Linked DNA regions of Homo sapiens: region 1 is linked to region 2. A link is a loop called in an ENCODE intact Hi-C map of the cell type or tissue named here. Cell type or tissue: HCT116. All regions are shown on one strand. Links, peaks and the distances in the headings refer to the core of each region. The heading gives the core; the rest is flanking DNA. Region 1 overlaps LOC124900693 (a long non-coding RNA gene). Region 2 has its middle 24 kb from the start of PGM2.

Region 1 (8,340 bases), core at 116-8,115, 360 kb after region 2:
CCCCAGGGAGAGCATCAACCTATCCACAAGAGACCCATCCCCATGACCCAAACACCTCCCATTTGGCCCACCTCCAACATTGGGGATCAAGTTTCAACATGAGATTTGGAGGAGACAAGCATCCAAACTATAGCACCCACCTTCAGGAGCTGGGCATGTAATACTCAGGAGAAGGTCAACTGCAAGCCACACCCCTGGGAAGAGGCACACCCTCTTATGTAATGCAACAGCCACAGCCTCCGGACTTCATTCCTATCTCATATCCAGAGTTTAAGTGCAGCAGAGGAGTAAAACCTGACTCTAGAAGCTTAAGTGCTTTCCAGGTGTTAATACTGCCTTGCAGAATGCCTTGGGAGAGCTCAATTGTACATTACATTCCTTATGAACACAGTTCCTGTGTGTCATGCTCCTTAGAGGGTATCTGATGAGAGAAGCTTACTGCTGGCAGGTGCTGTAGGAATCCCTTTCTTCAGACAGGACCTTGCCTTGGGTCCTCCATGGCCTGTGAAAGTCTTCAAGGGTCTAACCTCTTGTTCTCTCTTTTATGTGCCTCCCTCTCCCCAACTTGAGAGAGTCTCACTATAACCCCAGAACACCATTCAATTTCCACTTCATTGTAGACTGAGTCTTTATTACCAGATGTCAAGGTGTTTTTTACTGAAGCATCAACGTCACTTTTTCAGACAGATGGTCTTTTAAAACCCCAAGGCAGGGAGAAGTATGGAAAAGCTGTATCTACAGAGAGGTGATTTCATTCTTAACTTATGTTTTTCTTCATTAGATGCCAAAGAAATACTTCTTGAACTCATGATCTCCACTGCTACCATATTGGTTCAGGCCACCATTCTCTTTGGGCTGGACCAGTGCAATCTTTTTCAATGGTTTTATTTGCTTCCAGCCCTTCTCCAACCATACTCATCCAGGTGATCGAAACACACACACACACACACACACACACCTGACCTTGTCCCTCCCCACCACTGCTGAACTCCACCTACTTTCAGTCCTGCAATGACACTGGCTGTCTTTCAGATTCCCAAATCTGCACAAACCCATTCCTTCCTCTGTCAGAGCCTTTGTCTGGACTGCTTCTCCTGCCTTTCCTTCTTTGAAATTGACTCCTTTAACTTCAGATCTCAGCTCAAGCATCGCTTCCTGTAAAAGCGTTTCACAAACTCCAGGCTAGAACAATTTCCTTGCAATATGTTCTTTTAACACTTGGTAGTTTCTTTCCATTTCATTGATCAGAATGACTGCTTATATATTTTTCTGGGTGACTACTTGATTAATGTCTGTCTTTTCACTAGATTATAAGTGACATGAGAATAAGGACTGTGCCCATTTTGGTCACCATTATATCCTTAATACCTAGCACAGAGCCCAACACAAAAATGCGTTATTAATAGATATTTGTCAAATACTTTTACTTGAATAGATATGTGAACTTGGCTCCCAGGAGTTTATCATCAGCTAGGAGAGAAAAAGATTGCTCTTTATTCCCCAAAGCCCTTTTCAAATGTCATCCTCATCGTGAGGTTTCCCTGTGCAATCCCCTTTCCTCCTCTCCACCCCTGGACAGAATAACCTTCTTCCAGCGCAGGCCCCAGCATGCTCTGTTGTTCCTTAGTATTCCCTTCTTGGGCTTTTGGAAGAAGACTGGTCTGCCTTCATCCAAATCTTTCAACTGGACAGATCCACCTGGATACCTGCATCAGTTTCTTAGGGCTGCCAATATAAAGTACCAGAAACTGGGTGGCTTTAAACAACAATTCACCATCTCACAGTTCAGGAGGTTAGAAGTCTGAAATTGGAAAGTCCGCAGGGCCATGCCCCCTCTGAAGCCTGTTAGGGAGAATCCTTCTGACATCTTCTAGCTTCTGGAGTTTGCTGCCAATCTTTGATATTTCTTGGCCTGTAGGTGCATCACTCCAATCTCTGCCTCCATGATCACATGACTGTCTTCTTATAAGGACACCAGTCATATTAAGGCCCACACTACTCCAAGAGGACCTCATTTTAACAAACTATATCTGCAACTCCCCTACTTCCAAATAAGGTCACATCTTGAGACATTGAGGATTGTGACTTGAATACATCTTTTGGGAGGACACAGTTCAACACATAGCAATAGGCAGTGGGTAACTCAAACTCACCAGATCTCAAATTGGCCTCCATGTCTTTTCCCCGGACTCACTCATTTTCCTGTACTCCTTATCCTGATTGGGGGCACTAGGCCCTAAAGCAGAAACCTGGAAGTCATTCTATTCTTCTCCTTCTTTTATATCTACATAGTCATGATGTTCTAACAAGTATCTCTTTAAGAGTTCTCATATTCATCCCCCAAATCCCTGTTTTAGTTTCTTCATCATTTTTAACCTATGCAACTATAAGAATCAAACTAGTTTTTCTATCTCTTGTTTCAACCCCCTCTAACTCATTCTCTGCATTGCTGCATGAGACTTTTTTTTTTTTTTTTTTTTTTTTTTTGAGATGGAGTCTCGCTCTGTCGCCCAGGCTGGAGTGCAATGACGCGATCTCGGCTCACTGCAACCTCCACCTCCCAGGTTCAAGTGACTCTCTCGTCTCAGCCTCCCAAGTAGCTGGGACTATAGGTGCCCGCCACCATGCCTAGCTAATTTTTGTGTTTTTAGTAGAGACAGGGTTTCACCATGTTAGCCAGGCTGGTCTCCAACTCCTGACCTCAGGTGATCCGCCCACCTCGGCCTCCCAAAGTGCTGGGATTACAGGCGTGAGCCACCGTGCCTGGCTGAGACATTTTTAAAACACAAGTATTACCATGATACCATGTTTAGAACTCTTCTCAAGCTCTGCTCTGCACATAAGGTGGTCCAAATTCCTATGCAGAGCACATGAGATTTCATCATCTCATCCCTACTTTTCCGAGCTCCTCTTTAGACATTTCCTCTTGCAATCTCTTCTCCAGTCATTGTGAACCATTCACAGTTCCCTAAACCCAGGAAACAGTTTCATGCCTTGTGCTTGTAGCAGAGACATTTATTACTCATGGAATAGCCATGTGTTCCTGTACATTTTGCAACTCCGGGAGGCATGTGATTAGTTCTGGCCAATGGGCTGTGGATGAAAATTTTATGTGTCACCTCTGAGCTGAAGCATTGAAGAGCCAGTGTGCTAAATTCCAGCTTTTTTTGTTTTCCTGCAATGCCAGCTTACAAACCACATGTTCCAGGTGGTACAGCTGGACCCTCTAGCTTGGGTCCCCAAGTGACTGTGTGGAGCAGGGCCCTGCTCCTTACTCCTCCTGTCCAGCTGACCTGATTAGGCAGGTGACCTGAGTGAGAAATAAACTTCAGCTATCTTCAGCTACGAAGGCTTCAGGGTCATATTATTACCAAAGCATAACCTAGGCTTTCCTGACTCATGCTTTTGTACAAGCTCTTCCCTTTGCCTAACATGACCCCCTTCAGCTGCCTGGGAAAGTCTTACTGATCATTCCAGCCCCATTGATCTTCTCTTCTGTGAAACCTGATCTGAGTCATTGCAAAAGAAAGCTAACTACTTCCTCCTGTGCTCCCATGGCAACTTGTAAACAATGCTGACATCATCCTCATCGCTGGTTATCATAACAATTTAATATCCATCAATTCATATGGTACTAGATCATGGGTGCATTGAGGGCAGGGACTGTGTGTCCATCCAGCTATCAAATTTGTATCTCCAGCACCCCACAGAAGGATTTGCATACAGACGATACCCAATCCAATGAATGATGAATGAATAAAAAACTGACTAAATGTAATCTGTACAGAATAGGCTTTTGGCTGAGCATGATGGGGGAGGTCTGGGTCATACAGTGAAAACACTGTATGGGACTCTATAGTTTGCAGACATTAGAAGACAATAATTGCCATTTTGAGCTTATGTTGAATTCATATTGGCCTGTATAATGTGTATTACTATAGAAAATAAAACTTTCATACATACAATCAGGAAGGTGATTCTTCAAAGAGTGTCTAAAAATTAATTATGACTCATGAGTGAGTGCACGAGAGTGGAATCAATGTGGGTCCTGTTAGTGGAGAGTGTTTATTTAGGAAACAACACTGCACATGTGTAACAGCCAGAATGACGATTAAGATCACGTGTAACTGGCACATTACAAAAAGGTGGAAAGGACACTGTGAACAAAATGCAACTCTATCTATCATCTGTCTACCTATCTATCATCTCTCGATTTATCTACCTACCTATCATCTATCAATCTATTATCTATCATCTATTAGCTATTATCTATCTATCTTCTGTCTATCATCTATCTATCATCTACCTATTATCTATCATCTATCTACTATCTATCATCTATCTACCTATCATCTGTCTATTATCTATCTATCTATCAATCTATCTATTATCTATCTATCATCTATCTATCTATCTATCTATCTATCAATCATCTATCTATCTTCTATCATCACCTATAAATCCCATGACAGCAGTAGGGGCAGATCTAAGTTTTGTGGGGCCTCTCATTGCCTCTTTAAATTAATTCTATTGGGTAGGGGCAGCATTCCTCTACCCCTGCTGATGACTTGGGTAGACCAGAGATCTCAAGGTCACATTCAGACAATAAAATATCCTTTGAATTGCACAAAATGGCCTCCATTCAGATTTTAGCATTCCAAGTTGCAGATAATAGTTAAAACTTCAGAAACAATTTAGCTTTAAATCTTCTTTCCTTCCCTGGCTGGGACCTGTCTCACCCAGGAAGTCTGCCCTGGGAAGGGGTCATGGCCCTCTTCCTTTCCCCTCCCTCTGCTCACCTCCTTCCCTTTGTTTGCTGCTATTTCCCTCCATTCCTGGAATGAAGCCCAGAAAGGGGAGAGGTATGAGGATGAAACAGCTCTCATGTGGCTGGGCAGCCTAAGGCTTTTGGGCCGGACAGCTGGCCTCCCTGGAGCAGCCTGGCTGATGATTAAAGCTGACCCTGCCATGAGCTCCACAAAGGCCTCCAGCTGGGCTGCTCTCGCCTGTGGTTCCATTGACCCAGGCTGAAGCACCTCTGTCCCTTCAGGTGGTCTCATGTGATTCTTTCCCCAGCTCCTGGGATTCTGGAGGTGCCACGTCCAGTCCCTCTGCTGAGGTCTTCAGTCCATGCCTTTAAGCCCCAAGACCACCCCACACTACCCCACACCTGCTTCTTTTCCCACGGGGCCCTCATCTGGTCTTGGGACATGCTGCTTGCTCTGCCACAATAGTATCCATCGGTTAAAATATTTTGGCGCTGTCCTATGTCCTTTGCATTTATTACCTAATTAATAATGCTCACAACCAAGTAGGTACATTTGGCAGGCTGTATCCATGGGTATTTCCTGTAAAATTTCTGTCCCTGGTTTTGCCATCATGAAACACTGTGTGCACATTTCATTTGTCATTGATTTTGGCTGCAGAAACAGGAATCAGGAGATTGAGGCTTTATCTTGGCTTGACCATGAACTCACTGTAAAGCTTACGGCAAGTCAGCCATATCTCTGGGCCTCAGTTTCCACAGCAATAAAATAGGGAAGTGGAATGGATTCATCCTTACAAGGTTCCTTTTCTTTTCTTTTTTTTTTTCTTTTGAGACAGAGTCTCGCACTATCGCCTGAACTGGAGTGCAGTGGTGCAATCTTGGCTCACTGCAACCTGTGCCTCTCAGGTTCAAGCGAGTCTCCTGCCTCAGCCTTCCAAGTAGTTGGACTACAGGTGCACCACCACACCCAGCTAATATTTGTATTTTTAGTAGAGATAGGATTTCAGCATGTTGGCCAGGCTGGTCTCAAACTCCTGACCTTGTGATTCACCTGTCTCGGCCTCCCAAGGTGCTGTGATTACAGGTGTGAGCCATGGTGCCCAGCCCCAAGGTTCCTTTTCACAGTAAAAGTCCATGATTTAAGAAATAATTCTAGGATAAAGAAATGCGTGTAGGCTTGGGGATAGGAGGGGAAAGGCTAGTTAGGATGTGGGGTTCAAGGATTTAAGTAATCCTTAAAGGTCCTAAGCATCCTTCAATATTGAACAAACTTAAATATGGATCTAAAATGCCTTGGAATCTAGGGCTTTGTCAATTGCTTCTTTCACAACTCTAATGAGAAATCTCATTAAAAAGAGAGGTTTCAGTCCATGGTTTTGAGAAACTTAAAAACATTTGTCTGCCTGACTCATTAACTCCACTACCAGAAATAGATTCTAAGAAATAATCAGAAGCTTACACAAAGGTTTGTGTATAAGACAGTGAGTCACCATGATCTTTAGAGTAGTAAAAGGTAGAAACAACTCCCTTTGTTCCATCTCTGCTCACACGACACCTCCTTAGAGAGGGTCTTGACCTGGACAAATAAAGTGGCCCCTGTCTTCTTACCATGCCTTTATTTGTTATGTCATAAGACGATCACCATGTGATGAAGTATATATTTATTTGTTAATGTGTTTGCTTTCTTTCTCACAACTAGGATGTCAGCCCCATGAGAGCAGTAGGGGAAGATCCAAGTTTTGTGTGACCCGAAGCACATATAAATCTGAGGCCTGTTTTAAGAAAAACAATTTTTAAAAAAGAATATAAAATTAGACATGAGAATGAACACTGATTTAGAAAGGGAAGAAAAGGTCTGTCATTCATTAGCCTTGTGGTGATTCTGCCATAGAGGGGCAAAGGCTTGGTCTGTCTTTTTCACAGCTACATCCTGATGACCTGAAACAGTACCTGGCACATAGTAGGTGCTCAAGAAATACTTGTGGAAAGAAAGAGTGCCCAAAAAGAGAGAACTGGTTAAATAAACGAGCAAAAGAGGAGGAGAGAGCCTATATAATTTGACCTCAAACACAATAAGCAACTGAAAGAACTGGATTTGAACACAGATCTGTTCTCTCCTTCTTTTTGAGTTTGTGACTACCCAGCCAAACTCCGTTCCCAGCCTCCCTTGCAGCTAGGTGTGCCCATGTGATGAAATTCTTGCAAGTTAAATGTGACCGGAAATGATGATGCCACTTCTTGGCCTCAGTCTTAAGACCATGGGTATGCTTCCTCTCCATGCTGGATACAATTTGGATGTGGTGATGACTTAGTTGGACAAGATTCTGAGGGGGATGGTAAAGCAATACATTGGAAAGAACCAGTCTTCCTGAAGGTAAAGGACAGAGTTTCCTCCCTGACCTGCATAGTTCACATCAGGATTGTGATGTGACAGAGAAATAATCTTTATTGTTCTCTAAGTCATGGTATTTTGGGCTCTTTGTTACAGCAGCTTAGCCTTGTGCCAATAGTTTTTGTTTGTTTGTTTGTTTTTTGAGACAAGGTCTCACTCTGTCACCCAGGCTGGAGTGCAGTGGTATGATCTTGGCTCACTGCAACCTCCACCTTATGGGTTCAAGCAATTCTTCTGCCTCAGCCTCCAGAGTGGCTGGGATGATAGGGATGTGCCACCATGCCCTGGGTAATTTTTCTATTTTTGGTAGAGACAAGGTTTTGCCGTGTTGGCCAGGCTGGTCTCAAACTCCTGGCCTCAAGTGATCGGCCCTCCTTGGCCTCCCAAAGTGCTGGGATTACAGGTGTGAGCCACCGCCCCCAGTCTACAGTTTCTTTTTCCCAAATTAAAAGTTGTATTTATTTCATATTAGTCTACTTATTTTTATTTATCTATTTTTATAAATTGACAAATGATAATGAATACAGTTTTTCTACTCAGGCCTTTTGCAGTGCATTCTACTGCCTTCTAGCAACACTGCTAGAAATAGGGCGAGTGAGTTATTTACCGTCAGGCCTGAGAGATGCTGTGTGGTTTTCTCCTGGCTGTTCCCAATGCTTCTCTTCCCTGGTAATATGAACAATGGCTGTGAGTCTGGTACTGTGCTAAATGCTTTCCATGAAATAATTTACTCAATCCTTACCTTTTGAGTAGATAGTTGTATTATCTCCACTTTACAATGAACAAACTGAGGCACAGAAAGTGTAAGCAACCCACCTAAGTAAGTGTGAGGGCTGGGATGTGGACACGGGAAGGCTGGTCCCATAACTGACTTTCCCGGTCACCATGCTCTGTTCTTCTTGTCTTGCTTCTTCTGCTCCCTTCCTCTCTTGCAGATCCCTTCAACTCCCCTCCATCATGAATAGGCCAATAGGGGCACCCAATGGCTATAAATAAAAAGAGGTTCCTGCCTCTCTCTGTCAATTGTTCCACATTTATGTCTATTTGGTGTCTTCATGGGATATTAAGGACTCTGGCATTTGATGAATGTCCTTCGGTACCAATCAGTCCAGCATCTCTTTGGGCACACTGGGCACACTGGAGAGAGCCCTGGACTGGGAGCCAGTAGTCTAGTTTCCAG
Region 2 (8,340 bases), core at 147-8,146:
CCAGGAAGAAAGTTCAATGGCCATGTGATTGACTATATAATGATGTTCCATTTATCTAAAAATAGTACTTTGCTTAACTTACACTAACGCACCTTACAGTTATGAGACACTACCTACTTAAAATAGCATACAGTGAAAGTAGACCTAATCTACCTCCTAGTTGAGTAGTAACAAAAATGTCTAACAGTTACTGAGTTCTCAACTAAACCTATAGTATTAATATGATAATTATGTATGGAATTATGCATATAGATATTATGTATAGAAGTGTGTCTACTAATTTCTTACAATGCCACCACAGAATAATAGTATTATTCCCATTTTATAGCAGAAGAAACTGAGGCTTAGAGAGAATTTAGTGACTTGCTCAAAGTCATAAAGCTAGTAAGTGGCAGAGCTGGGATTGTAATCCCATCTATCTCCATTATTAACCACTATGCTCCCTAATAAAAAAAAATTCTCATATCATGTGTTAGCTAAGGTAACATAGGATGCATTAACAGATAAACCCCCAAATGTCAGCGATTTACCATAACATTTATCTCTCACTCATATCAAGTCCAGTTGGTAGTGGTTCATGTGGGAAGAGTCCACTCTAGCTCAACAGTTCAAGACCCAGGTAGACAGAGGCTCTGACCTCTTCAACATGTACCTCCCATGTTGTCCTGAGTGCTAAAGTCCAGCCAGCAGAAAGAAGAGAGAGAGAAAGAAGATTTTTATGATTCAGGGGTGGAAATTCCAGACATAAATTCTACCCTTATTCCATTAGACAGGAATCCATTGTATGATTGGGAAATCAAGTCTAGCTGAGTGTCTAAAAGGAAAGAGAAAGGATTTGATAGACAGCAAGACTCACACTGCTTCCAATTATAACTCCCCAATTGTTCTCAGGTGACAGGAGGCTCTGTCTCAACCTGATGACCAGAGAATGAGATGAAGATCAAGTGGATTCCACAATATTTAGTTTTTGCTGTCAATATCATGTCAGTCAGGAGAACAGATAACACTCTAGGTCTTTCAAACAATGAAAATTTAATAAAAGGAATTTATACAAGGACTGAGAAGCCAAATAGGGAACTGCAAGACTACCCAGAGATTAGAGATACAGGAGGCCAGCACCATCCCCAGGAATTGAAGGTCACTAGGATGAAGTGGTGTCATCAGAGTCCCAAAGCTGGGGCTTTTCTAGTGGGAGATGCCCAGAAGGAGGGACGGGCTATTGGGCAGGGGGTGAAGCCACAAAGGAGACCCAACTACCAAAGAGGGAGGGAGAGAGAGAAAGAGGGACTCTCTTCCTCATTGCCCCAAGTCTTCCTTTAGAGCCTCATTTTGGCTTGTAAATTAAAAACAAAATTCTAAGTACCCCAACCAACTGAATGTACCCCTCTTGGCCAAGGAAACTCCAGAGAAACTGGTTTCCCAGCCATGATGAAACAGACACACCTCATTATACCTTTTCTAATTATGGAGAATTTCTGTAATGAGATTCTGTTGGGAGGTGGAGATTCACAACTAGTATGGGAGCTGAAGGGGACAGATACTTCCTTCTTCTTCCTGGAAGAAGAGATTGAACAGATGACCAAGGCTTAGCCAATTAGATGCTCCCACCTGAGGTCTCAACTCTTGACCACCAGAAACAACTGGAGAGTTTAGAAAGTATTCACAGCACCAGCATCCACACAAGGCAGATCCAGTGGGGCCCCTGGGCAGCTCCAACAGTCATTCCAGCAGGGTGTTCTGGCTGCTCATGCCAATCATGGCTGTCTGATCCCTCTTGGTTCCTACCTGTTTTTTAAGTCTCATTCTTCAAACTTCCCTTTGATCTATGAGCTATTCATTATCTGCTTACATTAATGGGTCATTTCTATTGCTTCAACCAATGCCTGACACATCTACCAATACTTCAACTCACTCCCTCCTTTGTCGTTCTTTTCACCTGTCTGCAAACTTCAGCCTTTGTTTTTTGACTGTGTCCCCTTCTTTGTTCCCACATCCTGACTTTGGATCATTGCTGGGGAAAAAAAATCACATTCTTCAGATTGGAACCAACTGAGAAGTTCAGGCTCTATAACCTCAGGCACAATCCTTCCAGGAATCCTTAGCTCCTCATCCCATTCCCCCAAAGAGCCACTTCAATTCTTAGACATTCTTCTCAAGCCTCACTTCCATCATCTCTTGCCCTCCTCATTCCCAAGAACTTGCAGCAAACAACATAACAACAAATAGCTTGTCTCTGATTCACAGGCAAACTAGAGACCATGAGATACAAACTTGACTGAATAAACAATCACTGTATGAAATCGTTGCAGCTACACTCATTATGTAACTAGTATCTTGTGCTTCTCTTTTTCACCTTAAGGTTATTTTCCCTAAAAAACTACCAAGTATTTACATAGACCACATACACTTTTTCTGCTTAGAGAGTATGTTAATATGTGTGTACTGTGTGTGTGTGTGTGTGTGTGTGTGTGTGCATGAACGTATGACACACGTTTCATCTTTTTGTTGGAATAAACTCTCCCTTTCTGTTTTTTTTATTTTGTCCTATAAATGGAGCAGCTATAACTGGTGTCATTTCTTTTTAGTTAATTCCTTTAGGATATATTTCCAAAATAGAATTATTGGGTTAAAGGGCATAAAGAATTTTTAGAGAGCCAGCTGCATAATGCGAATTTATTCTCCAGAAAGACGTAACCCTTCTGCAGTGGAAAAGCATATTTTCTTTTCCGATGGTGATGGTGTAGCCCTGGCTACACTGGACATTATTATTGCTATTAATTTTGTTTCCTGTTTTATATTCCTTTTATTCTATTGGCTCATAGACTCTTTTTCTATGAGATAATATACTATCTGTTGTTTTGGATCACCTGTAATCATCTACTAAATGTATTCTACCTGTAATTCTTACATGCATGTGCTCATTATGTTTGAATAATGAGGTTTTTATCAGATGTTTAGTGTATTTCCTCTACCTTGTTTACTTCTTTCAATATTTATTTTAATACAGCACGTGTATGGAAATTTTAGTTTGACTTGACATATTTGATCATATGCATTGCATCTCTGGTCATAGCCTGTACTTCTTAAAACTTCAAATAGGCTGGGCACAGTGGCTCACACCTATAATCCCAGCACTTTGGAAGGCTAAAGCAGGAGGATGGCTTGAGTCTAGGCATTTGAGACAAGCCTGGGCAACATAGAAAGAACTCTCTCTACAAAAAATACAAAAATTAGCTGAGTATGGTGGTGCCCACCTGTAGTCCCAGCTACTAGGGAAGCTGAGGTGGGAGGATCACTTGAGTCTGGGAGGCCGAGGCTGCAGTGATCCATGATAGTGCTATGGAACTCCAGTCTGGGCACCAGAGCGAGACCCCGTCTGAAAAAAAAAAAGAAAGAAAAAAGTTTAAAATACTTATTTCTCCTCCACAGCTGAATTACATTTGGTATGATGTTTTCAAAAGATTTTTTTTCATTAACAGTTGCCATGAAATATTTAACTGTTTGACCTATCTGAAATTCACTTCAAAATACCATATGAAATATGGATCAAATTTAATTTTTCTCCATGCTGTTATCTGTTTGCTTGACAATATTTATCAAACAGTGATTTATCCCCCACCCCCACTACCAGCACTTTTTAAAACTCCTGACAATGATTTTTTGATCCAATATTTTTCATTGTGCAGTCAAAGGAATTAATCACTGGAGGCAACTAATATAGGCCTGAAAGCTTTCCTTTGAGAAGCAGGGATTTTTGGCTCCAAAAATCCCACTGGTCAGCACATGGAAAGTTAGGCCTAAAGGGATTTAAAAATTATTTTGTTCAACTCCTCTCTTCTATTACAAATGAGGAAACTGAGGCACCAAGGAATTAAATACAGTACAAGTCACTCTGCAAGAGATGTGGGAAAATAATGGAGAATTAAGGCAAGTAACTAGAAATTAGGGACATGGATTTCAGATAAAAAATAAGCAAAAAAAATGCTGCTAATATATACTAATAATGTATAGAAATACACAGCTAATAATAAAATATAGCACTACTAATAAAAATATACAGCTAATAATAATGGCAGCTACCAGTAACCGAAGATGTACTGTAGGCCAAGCACTGTGCATCTCTTTGAAGGCCCATGCTGACTCGTTAGGATATGTATTATTATTCCCATTCCTGTCCCTAGTAATTTGCCCAAGGGCTGCCACCAAGTGGCAGGAAGCAGGTCCCAGCTCTGTTTCCCTGACTCAGAAGGAAGCATTTTTCCACTGCACCACACTGCCTCCCAGCTACCTGGTGATAAAAAGCAAGGCATGCCAACCAAGCTCCCACTGAAGAACCTACTCCATTAAAACAAAAACCAATCATCTACTAACTTCGTTTGAAACTGATTAAAAGAGCCATCCCAATTACTAAAATTGTGTGACCTGGGACAAATCAAGTGACCACTTTAGAACTCGATTAACTCAGCTGTCAAAAAAGGGCAACAGACAAGATGATCTCTAAAGTCTCTTTCAGTTTTAATATCCTAGGATTCTAATTTCCACTGTCCACTTTTCATTCTTCCATAAGTAATAAAAATAGGAAGAGTACAAATTTCAAAAAGAAGTAGAACCCATTTTGATTTTATTAAAAATATGTTTCCAAAGCATAATTTTAGGGCCAATAAAATTCTTTATGTGAATTAAGTTTAAAATGGTCATAAAAAAATGAAAATAATAGATTAACTAAACTATTTAACAATTATTTTAAACTAACATGTAATACAAAAAAACTGATTTAACAGATTATTTGAAATACAATGGTACTATAAGATGATATGGGTGAATAAATATTATGTTTGACTTAAGGTTAAAAAATAATAGTAATAATAAACAAGTGCCCTCTTAGTTAACAAGGAATACGTTTTATTTAAGTAGATTGTAATGCCTGGTCAAAAAATATATATTTATTAATTCCAAACTACTAATGCTATAACTTCAACTTTTCTTTTTTAGCAATTATTGACTAAATTGTAATTTTTGCTTACATTATTTTCATAGAATATTGTGTAATATACACATTAAATGAAAGCATGTGTTAAATATTCAGGCTAAACATGGTAGTCCCCATTAAATCTTAGATCTTAGTAGGTTTTTCCTTTTTGAAAAGAAATCGAATTCTGGAATGCTTTCCCATCACTGCTGTTAATACAGGCCAAAAGAGGTATCCCATGACAAGCATTTCTGTAGTTGTACCTTAAATCTTCCAAGAAAGGAGCCTAAGGTATCCCATATGTTGAAAAGAAATAGATATTAAGATAAAAAGGAAATAGAGATTTAAAAAAAACTAAACTAAGTCACATTATGAAATGGAAATTTAAAAATCCTTACCTGGAGTTTTCTAAAAATAAAATACTTTGTACTGAGTAAGAATAGACACAGAACACCAAACAAAATGCCTCTTCGTGGTGTGATTCTATGAGTTTTTAGTATTTTTTAAGTCCACATTTTTCTAGTCAAAATCTTTAGCAATATGAGACATATTGCCTGAAGAGGGCACCCTTTCCTTTAACACCAAAATCTATTTGCTAAACCCCTAATATGTAAACAAACCTGTGGGATAAAAGCACTATATCAACTTCATTTTCAGTAGCAACGCTGTTCCAAATTAAGTTAAATTTTTAGTCAAATATACATATATAAGCGTATATTATTTATATAAATAATACAGCTTCAAGCATGAGAAGAAAAATGACTCCTGTATGCCCAGGATTAAATTTAGGAAATAGAAACATTCCAGTAACTTGGAGGTTCCCATATGCTTCTCCCAGTGTACCTTCGTCTCTCATCCTTAAGGGAATCACTTTTCTGAATTTTGTCTTTACAATTCCCTTGCCTTTCTTTATAGCTCTGGGGTTTGTTTGTTTGTTTGTTTGTTTGTTTGTTTGTTTTGAGATAGCTGGAGTTCACTGGTGTGATCTCAGCTCACTGCAGCCTCTGCCTCCTGGGTTCAAGCAATTTTCGTGCTTTAGCCTCCAGAGTAGCTGGGATTACAGGTGTGAGCCACCTCGCCTGGCTAATTTTTGTATTTTTAGTAGAAACAGGGTTTCGCCATGTTGGCCAGGCTGGTCTCAAACTCCTGACCTAAATCTATCTGCCTGCCTGAGCCTCCCAAAGTGCGGGGATTACAGGTGCAGGGATTACAGGCTTCCCAAAGTGCTGGGATTACAGGCCGCCTCTGGCCTCTTTATAGTTTTATTAGCCATATATTGTTTAATTTTGCCTTCTTTAACCTTACTATAACTGTATCAGGCTGTATGAATTCTTCTGTGACTTCCTTTTTTGATCAATATTAAGTGATTCAGATCCAATCATACTGATACATGTATCACACTGATACTGGTACATGCATTTTTGGCACTGTGCAGTGTTCCATTCTATGACTATATCAGAAATTTTTACTTATTACCTATGCTTCCATGGTAGACTTTTTGTTTTGTTGCTGTTACAGGTAACACTGCTGTGAACTGTTATGCATGAGCCTGGCAGCACATATACACAACAGTTCCTTTAAGACAGAGATGGGCAAAGCATGACTCCCACAGGACGAACCCAGCCCACTGCCTGTTTTGGTATGGCCCACAGCTAAGAGTAACTTTTACATTTTAAACGGGTGTAAAAAAAGAAAAAGGAAGAGAAGAGTGTTTTGTGACATGTGAAAATTATATGAAATCTAAATTTCAGTATCCACAAATGAAGTTCCATTGAACACAAACACACCTAGTCACTTACATGTTGTCTATGGCACAGATCTCCGGAAGCCCAAAACTTTTATAACACTATCTCAGCTTTTACAGAAAATGTTTGCAGATCCCTGCTGTAGGTTAAAAATGCCCTAAGATGGACATTTGTGTTTCAGGTGTAGAGGGGAGAGTGAGTGAACAGGGAGGGGGTCTTTTGTCTATTGGTCTCCCTGGACTGAAGAGAGGGAGAATAGAAACCAAACACTAGGATTCTCAAAATGGTTTATTACCCAGAACTCTCTGTCTGGGTCAGTCAAGAACCATTTTCAAACAAGGAGATGGAGGGAATTTTTAATTTTTAATTTTTTCTTTCCATCTTCTAAGAAGGTGTTGGTACTCTGTTTCCCTGAATGTTGTTCTCTAGACTGGATTGATTTGTTTTCCTTGTGTCTTCAGTGCAGTTTTCTTCCTCAATGGTGTAGGTTGAGTGAATGCTGCCGTAGTGTGTGAGAGACTAGTGTCTCACCAGCTGGCACTTAAAGACATACAGTCACAGTAGCGTGACTGACACTCATAGACGTGCGGTGACAGTAGCAAGAGCAATCACAAAACTGTAATTTACTTACCAAATTTCTTCTTTTCCATTACCTCGCCTGCCTGTTTAGAGAAAGAGAAAGAATAATTTTAAAGGGATTTTGAGGTGTCTTTTTGGATCCTTATTGTTTCAAAGGGAATTTGGTGGGGCGGTGGGGAGGCAAACTCTTTTTAAATAAATTCCCTCTGAAAAAAAAAATCCAAAACACTGGCATCTGAGTAGGAATATGAAAATTACGCCTTTTCCAAAAATTAAGAAAAAATGTCTTTACAAAATAAGAATAATTTTTGAAAGGTAGAACACTCTTTTTTATTGGCAGTTTTGATAAGCAAGGCATAGATTTTACATTTTTGTCCTTGCTTCCACTGAAATGGGATAAACAAAAATAAAATACCATCTATTCATGGAATGTTGTGTTAGCCAGTCTGAAACCCCATCCTAATTTTTATATAGCCATCTTTTAGCTCTTCCTTTGACAGAGCAGGCCTTGTTTGGAATTGTTCTGCTTCTGACTGTTAAATATCTGTAAACCAAAAATAAAATTCTAAGCCCCACCCGCCCCCCAACCATCTGAATGGACTTCCTGCCAGGGCACTCTAAAATTTATCCTGAAAGACTGGTTCAGGCCGTGATGGGAAGTGGAGGATAAACAGGCCTCATTGTATCCCTCCAGCTTTAACATCAACACAGACCTTAAGTCTGAAAAGAAACATTTACGATCCATTCTCTCTGAATCCTGCTACCTGTAGGCTTCATCTGCACACTAAACTTTGGTCTCCACAACCTCTTTCAACCAATTACCAATCAGAAACTTTTTAAATCTACCTACAACCTGGAAGCCCTCGCCTTCCTGCACGTTTCAAGTTTTCCCACCTTTCTGGACCGGACCAGTGTATATGTTAAATGTGTTTGATTGATGTCTCATGTGTTCCTGAAATGTGTAAAATCAAGCTGCGCTCCAACCACCTTGGGCACATGTTCTCAGGATCTCCTGAAGATTTATTCTTATGTGCAGAATAAATCTCT

The links. A loop is a pair of places that touch in the nucleus more often than their neighbours do. Peaks named below come from ENCODE experiments on the same cell type or tissue, not always from the same donor. Only the 100,000 strongest peaks of a DNase experiment are listed, where the experiment ranks them.
Region 1: it touches region 2 in a loop (5-fold over the local background); 6 of 110 quality-filtered maps call a loop at or near these places.

Annotation. Positions count from the first base shown.
Region 1 is chr4:38,157,582-38,165,921 of GRCh38, forward strand. LOC124900693 (a long non-coding RNA gene) reads left to right here. Exons shown (of 2, transcript XR_007058099.1): 2 at 1-3,965. Among named protein-coding and RNA genes, the nearest start is that of PTTG2, 200 kb to the left of the region's middle. RefSeq lists a silencer at 7-301 and an enhancer at 3,266-3,767. In HCT116, for the core only: no CTCF peak of the experiment used is centred there; DNase peaks (open chromatin) are centred at 3,097, 3,520 and 4,890; H3K27ac peaks cover 2,283 bases.
Region 2 is chr4:37,798,028-37,806,367 of GRCh38, forward strand. No RefSeq gene overlaps it. Among named protein-coding and RNA genes, the nearest start is that of PGM2, 24 kb to the right of the region's middle. In HCT116, for the core only: CTCF peaks have their summits at 4,250 (motif pointing left) and 5,529 (motif pointing right); DNase peaks (open chromatin) are centred at 4,244 and 5,543; H3K4me3 peaks cover 406 bases.